Linked DNA regions of Homo sapiens: region 1 is linked to region 2. A link is a contact called in ENCODE Hi-C or POLR2A ChIA-PET data. All regions are on one chromosome and are shown on one strand. The core of a region is the stretch at or near the end of the contact, and the rest is flanking DNA. Distances in the headings are between cores, read along the strand shown.

What was found. Hi-C counts contacts between places; a loop is a spot of excess contacts on that map. ChIA-PET counts read pairs that join two places held with the same protein, here RNA polymerase II (POLR2A). Pooled maps may share reads with other maps.
Region 1: a loop to region 2 is called in a pooled map, with 11 times the contacts of the local background. The contact joins the promoter of PORCN-DT here to the promoter of WDR13 in region 2. A Hi-C loop is called at or near these places in 6 of 37 single-sample maps with no recorded cell type and 11 of 50 pooled maps. POLR2A ChIA-PET finds 5 or more read pairs at or near these places in 5 of 52 experiments (AG04449, B cell, GM10248 and 2 more).

What each region holds. Positions count from the first base shown.
Region 1 is chrX:48,505,251-48,510,834 of GRCh38, reverse strand. PORCN-DT (PORCN divergent transcript) reads left to right here and starts at 1,996. Exons shown (of 2, transcript NR_135596.1): 1 at 1,996-2,116; 2 at 3,780-4,309. PORCN (porcupine O-acyltransferase) reads right to left here and starts at 1,843. Exons shown (of 15, transcript NM_203475.3): 1 at 1,732-1,843; 2 at 879-1,051. The coding sequence starts at 1,014. RefSeq lists a silencer at 1,617-2,016.
Region 2 is chrX:48,593,016-48,598,741 of GRCh38, reverse strand. It overlaps WDR13 (WD repeat domain 13), which reads right to left and starts at 1,250. Exons shown (of 10, transcript NM_001347217.2): 1 at 1,128-1,250; 2 at 705-784; 3 at 1-25. The coding sequence starts at 745. RefSeq lists enhancers at 455-514, 535-604, 625-944.

The DNA.
Region 1 (5,584 bases), core at 747-3,246, 89 kb after region 2:
ATTCAGGCAATTCAGGAAGATGATAGATAGATAGATGGATAGATAGATAGATAGATAGATGGATAGATATACAGATAGATAGATAGATAGACAGATAGAGCCAGCTAACGTGGCAAGATGTTGACAGAGAATCTGGTGATGCATACGTGGGTGCTCACTGTACTATTTTTTCAACATTTCAGTAGCTTTGAAAAATTTCAAAATAATAAACCTGGGAAAAAATAGAACATCCATTTAAAATTAAAAAAGAAAGAAAGAAAAAAGAAAGTGTAGAACCTTCGGATCTCAGATTTCCAGAAATCTCCGCCTCCTATAGGAATCTTGGGGACTTGGAATCTTTCATTAAGATACAGGCCTGCTATGACTGTGGAAACATTTCAGAATCCTAGAATCCAGAAATCGCATCATGCCCTGATTATAGAAATCCACAATGCCAACATTTTAGAAGTCTAGAATGTGAGAATTTCAAATTGTCAGAATCTCCAAACGCTGTAATCATGGTACTTTGGGATTCCATAACCCTGTGACATCAGCATGCCAATGTCTTATAACCTTGGGATGTAGACATTTCAGAATCCCAAGATCCAAGAATCTCAGCTTTCTGGAATCCCAGAACTCAGGAATACTGAAGGGCATGGCTTGGCATGGCAGGATGTGGCTCGGTGTGGCATGGCATGGGGTGGCTGGCATAGTAGGATGTGGTATGGTGGAATGGGGTTTGGCCTGGTGGGATGTGGTGGGGCTGAACATGTTGGGGTCCAGCTTGGACATGCTAGGGCCTGGCAGGATGTGACAGGGTAAGGTGTGGCTCGATATGGATGAATGTGGGAGGTCTGATATGGCCTGGCATGGTGGCACACGGTATGGCAGGCACTTACCGAGCCTCCAGAGGAGGCGGCAGGCGAGGCAGATGGCAAGGAGCAGCCAGATCTGGTCAAGGCCCTGCTGGGCAGTAGGCAGGAGACAGCCTTGCAGTAGCTGCTGGAAAAATTCCTGGCGGCTAAAGGTGGCCATTGCAGACCCCCACGGATGGATGGCCAGATGGATAGATCTGTCAAAGCAGGGACACAGAGGGAGCGGGTGTCCGTGGGGCAGACCTCGCTTAAAGGATGCACTCTGGCACTCACATTTCAGTTTGGGGCTGCCCAGCCCATGTAGAGGCACGGTACTGGAGGACTGGGGGAAGGCGTGAGAAGTCAGGTACATCAGACTGAGCCACCAACTGTGTGCATGTGGGTGTTCGGCATGCACACGCACAGCCTGTGACCTGGAGTGAATGAAGGACCTCTGTCTCTCCAGTGCTGTGAACAGTCCAGTCCGATGGTGATGGGATGGCATACATTTCAGGCCCATATATCAAATGGGGCGGGCGACGGGAAGGGGAATCCCTGGTTTCCAAGGTAGAGTCGCTCTGAGTGGAGGGCAGAGAGGGGGATTCTGTGACACTTGGGGGCCGTGTGCATCTCTCCTTGTATGGATGCGGCGGCACGGGGAGGGGGGGTGTCCTGTATCCTCCGCGCCCCCCATCTCATCCCCACCCGGCGAGAGGCCGCCAACAAAGTCCTGCCCAGGTCCGGGGGCTGCAAGGAGGTGGTGGTAGGAGACATAGCCTGAGGGAGAGTCGGAAAGGTGATGGGGAGGGGGTCCTAGCACTCGCGCTACAGATCCGCCTGGGGAGGCCGGCCCAGGGATGGGAGCTGGGGAGCCGCGTGCGCACTACTGGCGACCTACCTGGCAGGAAAGAAGCCGTGGTCCTGGGGACCGAGGACGCGCTGCCGCCGCCGCTGCCTCCTCCGGGCAGCCTCCCCCGCAGGCCGCAAGGCCGGGACCAGCAGCGGCTCCCAGAGCGGCGCGGCGAGCGGGCCCTTTAAATCCCGGGGCGGCCCGGCCGCCGGCTCGGCCAATGGGAGAGCAGGAGGGGGGCGGGGACGGGGACGCGGAGGAGGGGAGCAGGAGGATTGAGGGGAGACCGGCGCGGGGGGACGTCGGCGCGCAGGACGTTCACGCCCGCACCTTTCCGGCCTGTGGCGGTTTCAGCCCCAGACCGTCTGCCTCCGGAGGATTTCTGGCCATCCAAGAACAAACTTCCGAATCTCCAAATTTCCAAGCCTTGGAAGTGAGAAGGGAAAGATGGGGGAGGGAGGAGGGAAGCCGCTGCACCCCCAAATAGTCACCCGCGCACGTCCTCTAAATACCGTGGTGTCCCCGTTTCACAGATGGGAAAACAAACCGAGATCTCTCCTTCCCCAACCTTTGAGAGAACCGAAGTAACTCCCAACCCTCCCACCTCCTGGGACCGGCCAGGAACATTTATAAGTAATGACTGTGTCACCTAGGAACACAAATTAGGCGCCTGTGCTTCCCCTGGGGACGAGCTGTGAGCACTTGGCGTGTCGTCGTTGAGAAGTGATTTGCATGCTTAATTCCCCAGCAGACTCTTTGCTTCGAAGGTGACCCCAGCGACTAGTAAATGTTCTCTGTGAACTAGAGGGAGGCTAGTACCGAGCACTTAAAAGGGGGGCATTTATAAAGCTCTTAAGGGCCAGGCTCGGTGGCTCACGCCTATAAACCCAGCACTTCGGGAGGCCAAGGGTAGGAGGATAGCTTGAGGTCAGGAGTTCGAGACCAGCCTGGCCAACATGGCGAAACCCCGTCTCTACTAAAAATACAAAAATTAGCCAGGCGTGGTGGCGCACGCTTGTAATCCCAGCTACTCGGGAGGTTAAAGCAGGAGAATCAGGAGGCAGAGGTTGCAGTGAGCCAAGATCGCGTCATTGTGGGCTACAAGAGCGAAACTCCGTCTCAAAATAAATAAATAAAGACTGGGCGTGGTGGCTCACACCTGTAACCCAGCACTTTGGAAGGCCGAGGCGGATGGATCACCTGAGGTCATGAGTTTGAGACCAGGCTGGCCAATATGGCGAAACCCTGTCTCTACTAAAAATACAAAAAATTTAGCTGGGCGCCTGTAATCCCAGCTACTCCGGAGGCTGAGGCAGGAGAATCACTTGAGCCCAGGAGACGGAGGTTGCAGTGAGCCGAGATCACGCCATTGCACTCCAGCCTGGGTGACAAGAGCAAAACTCCTTCTCCAAAATAAATAAATAAATAAACAAGAGCGAAACTCCTTCTCTAAATAAATAAATAAATAAAATAAAAAAGAAAGCGCTTACACTGGCCCCATCCGCACCTCTATCTGCACCAACACTAAAGATTTATGTAGCACCCGCCTTCTACCTACCCTACTGCTGCAGTTTCTAGGCATTCCCCTTTGTACCTAGGCTGATGAAGGGCCTATTTTTCCAAAAGAGCACTTACTGGGCGCTTACTGCACTACATGCTTAGCTGTGACGTGGAAGGGAGAAGGAAGCCCAGGTCAAACTGGACGCCACCCTGACCTGGGCAGCCAACTGAAACAGATTTTAATCAGATTAACAATGGCCTGTATGGAGCTGGGCAAGTCATGTTCACTCACCCGTCTCCATTGTCCTTTTCTGTTAAACAAAAGAGTGGGCTTGGCAGGTTTTTGCTGGGAAACACCAATGGTAATTGAAGAGAAATGTATATTTTCTCTCTATTTTAACATGAAGTTAAATGGAGTTCTAGCTCATAAATTAGTATTCATGTATTACAAACAAAAAACATTTAATACGGTAAGAATATGTATATATAAGGAATAATAGCTTAGACCAGATGCACAAATATCAATTCTTTTCCTTAACAGCAGAATACAGGACATACATTTTATGAATTAAATTTCATTTTAATTTTTTTCTCAGTTGTCAAACCCACTCAAGTTGAGTCAACAATGACCCACAGCACCTACCAGAAATACTTCCCTCAATTGCAAGACTTGGCATTTAAAACTGGAAGATTCTTACCACATGTGCTCCTGGGCTTTGCGGACTTGATTGTTTCCATCTAGGCTTTTGACCTGTGTCACAAAGAAGTAGGATCTAGGTTTTAGGATATATAACGAACATCTACAAATCCGAAGAGGACAAACAATACACTTGGCAATAGACATTGGGTACAAATAGGTAATTCACAGCAGAAGAAACCTAAAATGGTCAATATGTATAATATATGAAAAGATAACCCAATCTCTTTACTGCTCAGGGAAATGTAAAATTAAAACAACAGTGAGATATAATACCATTTTACATCTACCAGATGTTGTGCTTCATATTTTTATCACTGGAGCTTAGTAGAGGGTGGACACTCAATAAATGTCTGTGGTCATTCTAGGTTGTGGTTTCTGGGGTGTTTTAGATGAGCTCTCCATAATTAAAGAGATACAAATTAAAAACAATGATATACTATTTTTCACTTATGGGACTGACAAAAATGCCAAGCCTTATAATGATAACATATTTGCTCTCTCTCTGTCTCTGTCCGTTTCTTTCTCCCCATGTATATACATATGTAATTTACATATATATAATTTTTCTGAATGATATACAGTGATTTTTCTGAATTATTTGTTAGTGGTTGCGGATATGACACCCTTTTAACTAAATACTTCAGTATGAATATCCTAAGAGCAAGGACTTTTTTTTCTTTTTTTACATTGCTACCAGCATAGTATGAGGTTTCCATTGCTCCACATCCTCACAAATACTTGTTATCTGACTTTTTGGTTCTAGCCACCCTGGTGGGCATGTCAATAGTGTCCTTGTATAGGAAAAGGGAATCATAGGGTCACAAGATACATTCTGTTATCAGGTTTTTTTAGTCTCCTCCAATGTGGAACAATGTCTCCATCTTCACTTAACTTTCATGATCTTGATGTTTTGGGAGAGCACAGACCAGTTCTTTGGAAGAATGTCCTTCAATTTGGGTTTATCTGATGTCTCCTCATGATTAGATTTGAATTCTGCATTTTTGGCAGGAATTCCACAGAAGTGACGCTGTGTTCTCAGCGTTATCAGGAGGCAGGAGGGTTCAGTTAGTCTCGAAATTGTTAGTATTAGCATTGATCTTTTGCTTAAAGTGGTCTTCTAGTTTTCACCAGTATAAATTTACTATTTTTCCCTTTGTAATTTTTTTTCTTTTTTTTTGGAGACAGGGTCTTGCCCTATTACGCAAGCTTGAGGGCATTGACACAATCATGGTTCACTGCATCTTTGAACTCCTGGGCTCATGTAATCTTCAAGGACTACAGGTGTGAGTCACCATGCCCGGCTAATTTTTAAATTTTTTGTAGAAACAGTCTCACTATGTTGCCCAGGCTGGTCTCGGATTCCTGGGCTTAAGCAATCCTCCTGCATTGGCCTCCCAAAGTGCTGGGATTACAGGCATGATCCCCTTTTGTAATTAATAAGTAGCTTTTCGGGAGATACTTTGAGACTGTAACTCTGCAATTTTTTTTAAATCAAACTTTTACTCACTACTTTAGCATTCATTGGTGATTCTTGCCTGAAGCAATAACTACTCTGATGGTGGCCAAATAATGATTTTTCTTTTACACATATACCTGGGATTTTACTGTGAGGAAGAGCTTTGTCTCTCTCTCTCTCTCTCTCTGGGACTCATAAGATTCTTATTTTATTTTATTTTTTATATTTATTTATTTATTTATTGA
Region 2 (5,726 bases), core at 1-2,500:
CGTTGGTGTGCGGTACGCGTTGTACCTGCAGGGTCAGGATGCAGGGCAGGCAGCAGGCACAGGACAGAGGGAATCAATCAGCTCGGGGGGGGGGGTACGGCAGGAGAGTGAGGTGTGTGGCAGTGACTGGGGCCTAGGTGGTAAGAATGACTAGCAGTGGTGATGAGGGACCTCTTGGTCCTGTGGTGGGAGTGAGTCTGCAGTAATAATGAGCATGGTCATGAGGTCAGTTTGCAGACAACAGAGTCAGTCTGCTGCCGTGCTGGGGTCCCTACGGGGTGACTGGGTCAGCGCAGACAATAATTAGGGTCAGTATACCAGGGCGACAGAAATCAGACTGACATTATGGGGGTCAGCGTTGGGAGGTGATGGGGTCAGAATGGGGAAGTGATGATGTAAAAAAAAAAAAGTCTAGGGGACACCCATAGGGGATAGGATGTCACCTGCCTGAGCCCCACCTCCCTCTCACAGGTAGCCGCTTTGCGCATGCCCACATCTGACCACATTTTCCCAGCTTGCTGTTTAGAATCCTCTCCGGCGCAGCCAACTCACCGCGGGCGTGCCCGCCCCCGCTACTGCGCATGCTCACCTCCGGCATGCCCACGCAGCCGCATAAGGCAAGTTCTCCGCCCAGCCTCACTTATCGCCATTGCGCATGCACCACAGTAAGTTCTGCTCCCATGGGCTTTGACCCCACGCCTCACCTCGCGTCCACTGCTAAGACTTGCTGCCACACCGCGGCCATTCCCCGGCCTCCTCCTCTGGCGTGTCCGCCCGCGGCAGCCTGCAGGACAAGGGCCTGGAATGTGAGCGTCCCGAGCGAAGGGATCTAGTTCCGTCCCTTCCACCAGGCGACCATTGCCATAGACATCGAGTCCCTCCGCGCCGGAGATGTCACGAACTCCCCCCCGGGTGTTACCATGGTCATCACCCCAGCCCTGCCCTTCCTGGGCAGCGCCCGGGTGACACACAGCGATTCAGAACAGACACCGCCCCTCCCCAGTCGCCATAGCAACGCCCCTCCCCCGCCTAGCATTCCTTGCTTGACATTCTCCACCCATCTTGTCCCCGCCGCCCTCCGCCTTCCCTTCTCAGATCCAAGAGCATAGCCCGGGATCGGGGACCACCTCCGGGGCTGCCTCCGGTTCTTGAGGCCCCCCGGAGCGGCCCTGAGACCACTGTCGCCGGTTCCTTCTGTCTCTCCTCCCTTTCTCAGGCTCCAGGCAAGATGGCTGCCTGCTATCAGAAAGAACTGCCGAGCCCAGAGCGAATCGATAGGCATCCTTCCCAGGGCGTGGGAGTCTCGCAGGCGCATTGAGGGACATTGGCTTCAAGCCCAAGGACGGAGGCTCCACCCCTTGACTTCTACCCACTCGTTAATTGCACTTTTTGTGTATACAAGGATAATGTCCAAGGGACATAGCGTCAGGGGTGAGTTTGCTAATCATTCCCTAGAAATCAGAAGTACAACATTATAAAAAAGAGAAGAAACACGACTTTTAAAAAGTGGTGTAGGGCCGGGCGCGGTGGCTCACGCCTGTAATCCCAGCACTTAGGGAGGCCGAGGCAGGTGGATCACTTGAGGCCAGGAGTTCAAGACCAGCCTGGCCAACATGGTGAAACCCCGTCTCTACTAAAAATACAAAAATTAGCCGGGTATGGTGGCGGGCGCTTGTAGTCCCAGCTACTCGGGAGGTTGTGGCAGGAGGATTGCTTGAGCCCAGGACGCGGAGGTTGTAGTGAGCTGAGATCGCGCCACTGCACTCTAGCCTGGGCGACGGGAGTGAAACCCTGTCTCAAAAACAAAAACAAAAAAAGTGGTGTAGGCCACTTTTTAGCAGCACAATCTTGTCCAAGCAAAACTTGAATAATAGAATAAAAAATCATCATATATGCAAAGACGCCTTGAAAGTTCACCAGTTCTTGCAGTGGGCCTCTGCACACCCCTGGGATGAGTAAGGTCGGTTGTGTGTGTGTGACTGGGATGGTTGGACTTGGATGCCCCCAGACAGCTTGAGGCTTGAGTTTCTTTCTTTTTTTTTTTTTTTTTTCTTTTTGAGACGGGAGTCTCGCTCTGTCGCCCAGGCTGGAGTCCAGTGGCGCGATCTCGGCTCATTGCAAGCTCCGCCTCCTGGGTTCACGCCATTCTCCTGCCTCAGCCTCCCAAGTAGCTGGGACTACAGGCGTCCGACACCACGCCTGGCTAAATTTTTGTGTTTTTAGTAGAGAGGGGGTTTCACCGTGTTAACCAAGATGGTCTCAATCTCCTGACCTCATGATCCGCCCGCCTCGGCCTCCCAAAGTGCTGGGATTACAGGCGTGAGCCACCGAGCCCAGTCGAGGCTTGAGTTTCTAAAGACAGAAGATAGAATTAGGCAAAAGAAGCTTTGGGGTTTGGATCCAAAGAGGCTATCTGAATCATCTCTATTTCAACTTCCAGCAGGAAGCTGCTTTCAAACTGTTCATCTTAACGTTATCAGGGTAAACTTCCTGTTGGATCTTAACATCAACTGACATAAAATTCAAAGCTGTTATTTTCCACATTATTTTTATAACAAATACAATCAATTCAACAATGTTTTAAAGTCACCGAAAGATCACACTGTATTGTGTTGACTCAGCATCTCCCTTGTCCCTGTAACAAGCTTATCAGTGTCTTTTCATATTAAATACTCTTTTGTAACATGATTGATAAAGAGTAAACTCTATTTCACTGCACAAACATGTAACCTTAACAAGAACAACTAATATTTATGAGACAATGTGCTGGGTACTGTTCAAGGTATTTTATACATATATTAATCTATTTAATCTTTTTTTTTTTTTTGAGATGGGGTTTCACTCTGTCACCCAGGCTGGAGTGCAGTGACACGATCTTGGCTCACTGCAATCTCTGCCACCTGGGCTCAAGCAGTCCTCCTACCTCAGCCTCCCGGGAGCTGGGACCACAGACATTTGCCACCACGCCCGGATAATTTTTCTATTTTTGGTAGAGACGGGGTTTCACCATGTTGGCCAGGCTGGTCTCAAACTCCTGAGCTCAAGTGATTCGCCCGCCTCGGCCTCCCTAAGTGCTAGGATTACAGGCGTGAGCCACTGTACCCAGTCAATTTAATCATAATAACTGAAGGTTGTGGGTCCTGTTACTATCCCCATTTTACAGATGAGGATATCTGAAGCCCAGGGAATTCAAGGGTGACATTTTATTGAACTGGTTCCCTTACGTTTTTTTTTTTTTTTTTTTTTTTAAGACATGGTGTCAACTGGGCGTAGTGGCTTATGTCTGTAATCCCAGCACTTTGGAAGGCTGAGGCGGGAGGATCACTTGAGTCCAGGAAGTTGAGACCAGCCTGGGGAACAAAGTGAGACCCCATCTCTACCAAAAATTAGGCATGGTGGTACATCCCTGTAGTCCCAGCTACTCGGGAGGCTGAGGCAGAAGAATTGCTTGAGCCTGGGAGGTTAAGGCTGCAGTGAGCTGTGATCATGCCACTACACTCCAACCTGGGCAACAGAGCGAGACCCTGTCTCTTAAAAAAAAAAAAAGAGGTCGGATGTGGTGGCTCACACCTGTAATCCCAGCACTTTGGGAGGCTGAGGCGGGCAGATCACCTGAGGTTAGGAATTCGAGACCAGCCTGGGCAACATGGTGAAACTCTGTCTCTACTAAAAATACAAAAAATTAGCCGGGCATGGTGGCAGGAGCCTGTAATCCCAGCTACTTGGGAGACTGAGGCAAGGACAATCACTTGAACCCTGGAGGCGGAGGTTGCAGTGAGCTGAGATCGTGCCATTGCACTCCAGCCTGGGCAACAAGAGCGAAACTCCATCTCAAACATAAATTAATTAAAAAAGAGAGAGCGACATGGGGTCGGCTGGGCATGGTGGCTCGTACCTGTAATCCCAATACTTTGGGAGGCCAAGGCAAGAAGATCACTTGAGTCTAGGAGTTTGAGACCAGCCTGGGCAACACAGTGAGACTACATCTCTACAAAAATAAAATTAGCTGGGTGTGGTGGTGTGTGCTCATAGTCCCAGCTACTCAGGAGGGTGAGGTGGGAGGATTGCTTGAGCCTGGGAGGTCAAGGCTGCAGTGAGCCATGCCACTGCACTCTGGCTTGGATGTTAGAGTAAGACCCTGTTTTTTTTTTTTGTTTTTTTTTTTTGTTTTTTTTAAAAAGAGAGAGATATGGGGGTATCTTGATATGTTGCCCAGGCTGGTCTCGAACTCGTGGCCTTGAGGCATCCTTCCACCTCAGCCTCCCAAGGAGCTGAGATTTACAGGCATGAGCCACTGCACCCAGCCCTGAACTGGTCCCCTATTTGTGACTGGCATTGGGTTTATTTCCATGTTCTTTTTTCACCATAAAGAGTGTTGTGATAAATACCTTTCCCATTCACTTCCACCTTCTCTCAACAGAGCCCTGCCCCTTCATCCCACCACTCTGCTTCCAAAGAAATATGATGGAATGAAATAACAGAAGAGTCAGGAATTCGAGTCAGGGATACCTGGGAAATTCTGTTTCACCATTGGAATGAATTCTTTTATTGTTTTTCAATATTAACATATTAAATTTATAAAAATTATTTTTAAAACCTCTTCCTATAAGGCTATAAGATACTAGACAAAACAAGCTGATGAAAGGTTTGTTGGCTGGGCACTGTGGCTCACGCCTGTAATCCCACCACTTTGGGAGGCTGAGGAGGGTGGGTCACTTGAGGCCAGGAGTTAGAGACCAGCCTCGCCAACATGGGCACCTCTGCCTCCCAGCTCAAGCGATTCTCGTGCCTTAGCCTCCCAAGTAGCTGGGACTACAATCGTGCACTACCATGCCAGGCTAATTTTTGTGTTTTTAGTAGAGATGGGTTTCACCATATTGGCCAGGCTGGTCTCGAACTCCTGACCTCACGTGATTTGCCTGCCTTGGCCTCCCGAAGTGCTGGATTACAGGCATGAGCCACTCAGCTGGTTTTTCTTGATTAAACATTCCTCTGCTTGTTACAAGCTTTCGGTTAGTTTTCAAAGTTTGAGACCTGCCTGACAGCATGGTGAGACTCTATCTTTACAAAATAAAAAAAAATAACCAGGCATGATGGTGTACACCTGTAGTCCCAGCTATTCAAGAGGCTGAGGTGGGAGATCACTGGAGCCTGCGAAGTTGAGGCTGCAGTGAACCGTGATCACACCACTGCACTCCAGCCTGGGCAACGCAGTGAGACCCTGTCTCAAAAAAAAAACAAACAAACAAACAAAAAAAAAAAAACAAGAAATGCAAAGGAACGCAGTGGACCACATTGGCTGTGTCTGCTTTTCATTGCTACCACAGGCTGAAATAAAATCTCAAGTTGGGCCCCAACTTCAGAGGACAAAGTAAAAGTGTAGGTGGGAAAGTGTAGGTGGTTCAGGGTACAGGTGTGCTGAGAATCAAGGCCAGAGAGAGAAACGGGAGGAGCCATGGAGCTGAGGTGTAATTGGAGTGGAGACACGGAATCCTCATTCACTTATCTCATCCCTGAAGTTTCTTCCTAAATGGGGTGAGTGGGGGTTGGGATATGAGTTCATAACTTTCATCATTTCCTGATGGGAAAACATTTGCCTCTGAAGCCAAAGTTCTCACAACCCCCAAATGGGGGTTGGTGACAACTCTCTATGCCCTAAGTCAGAAATAAAATTTCTGCCTTTGGAAAAAGCCTCAAACGGAGCACTGTGCGGTCCCCAGCGTGCT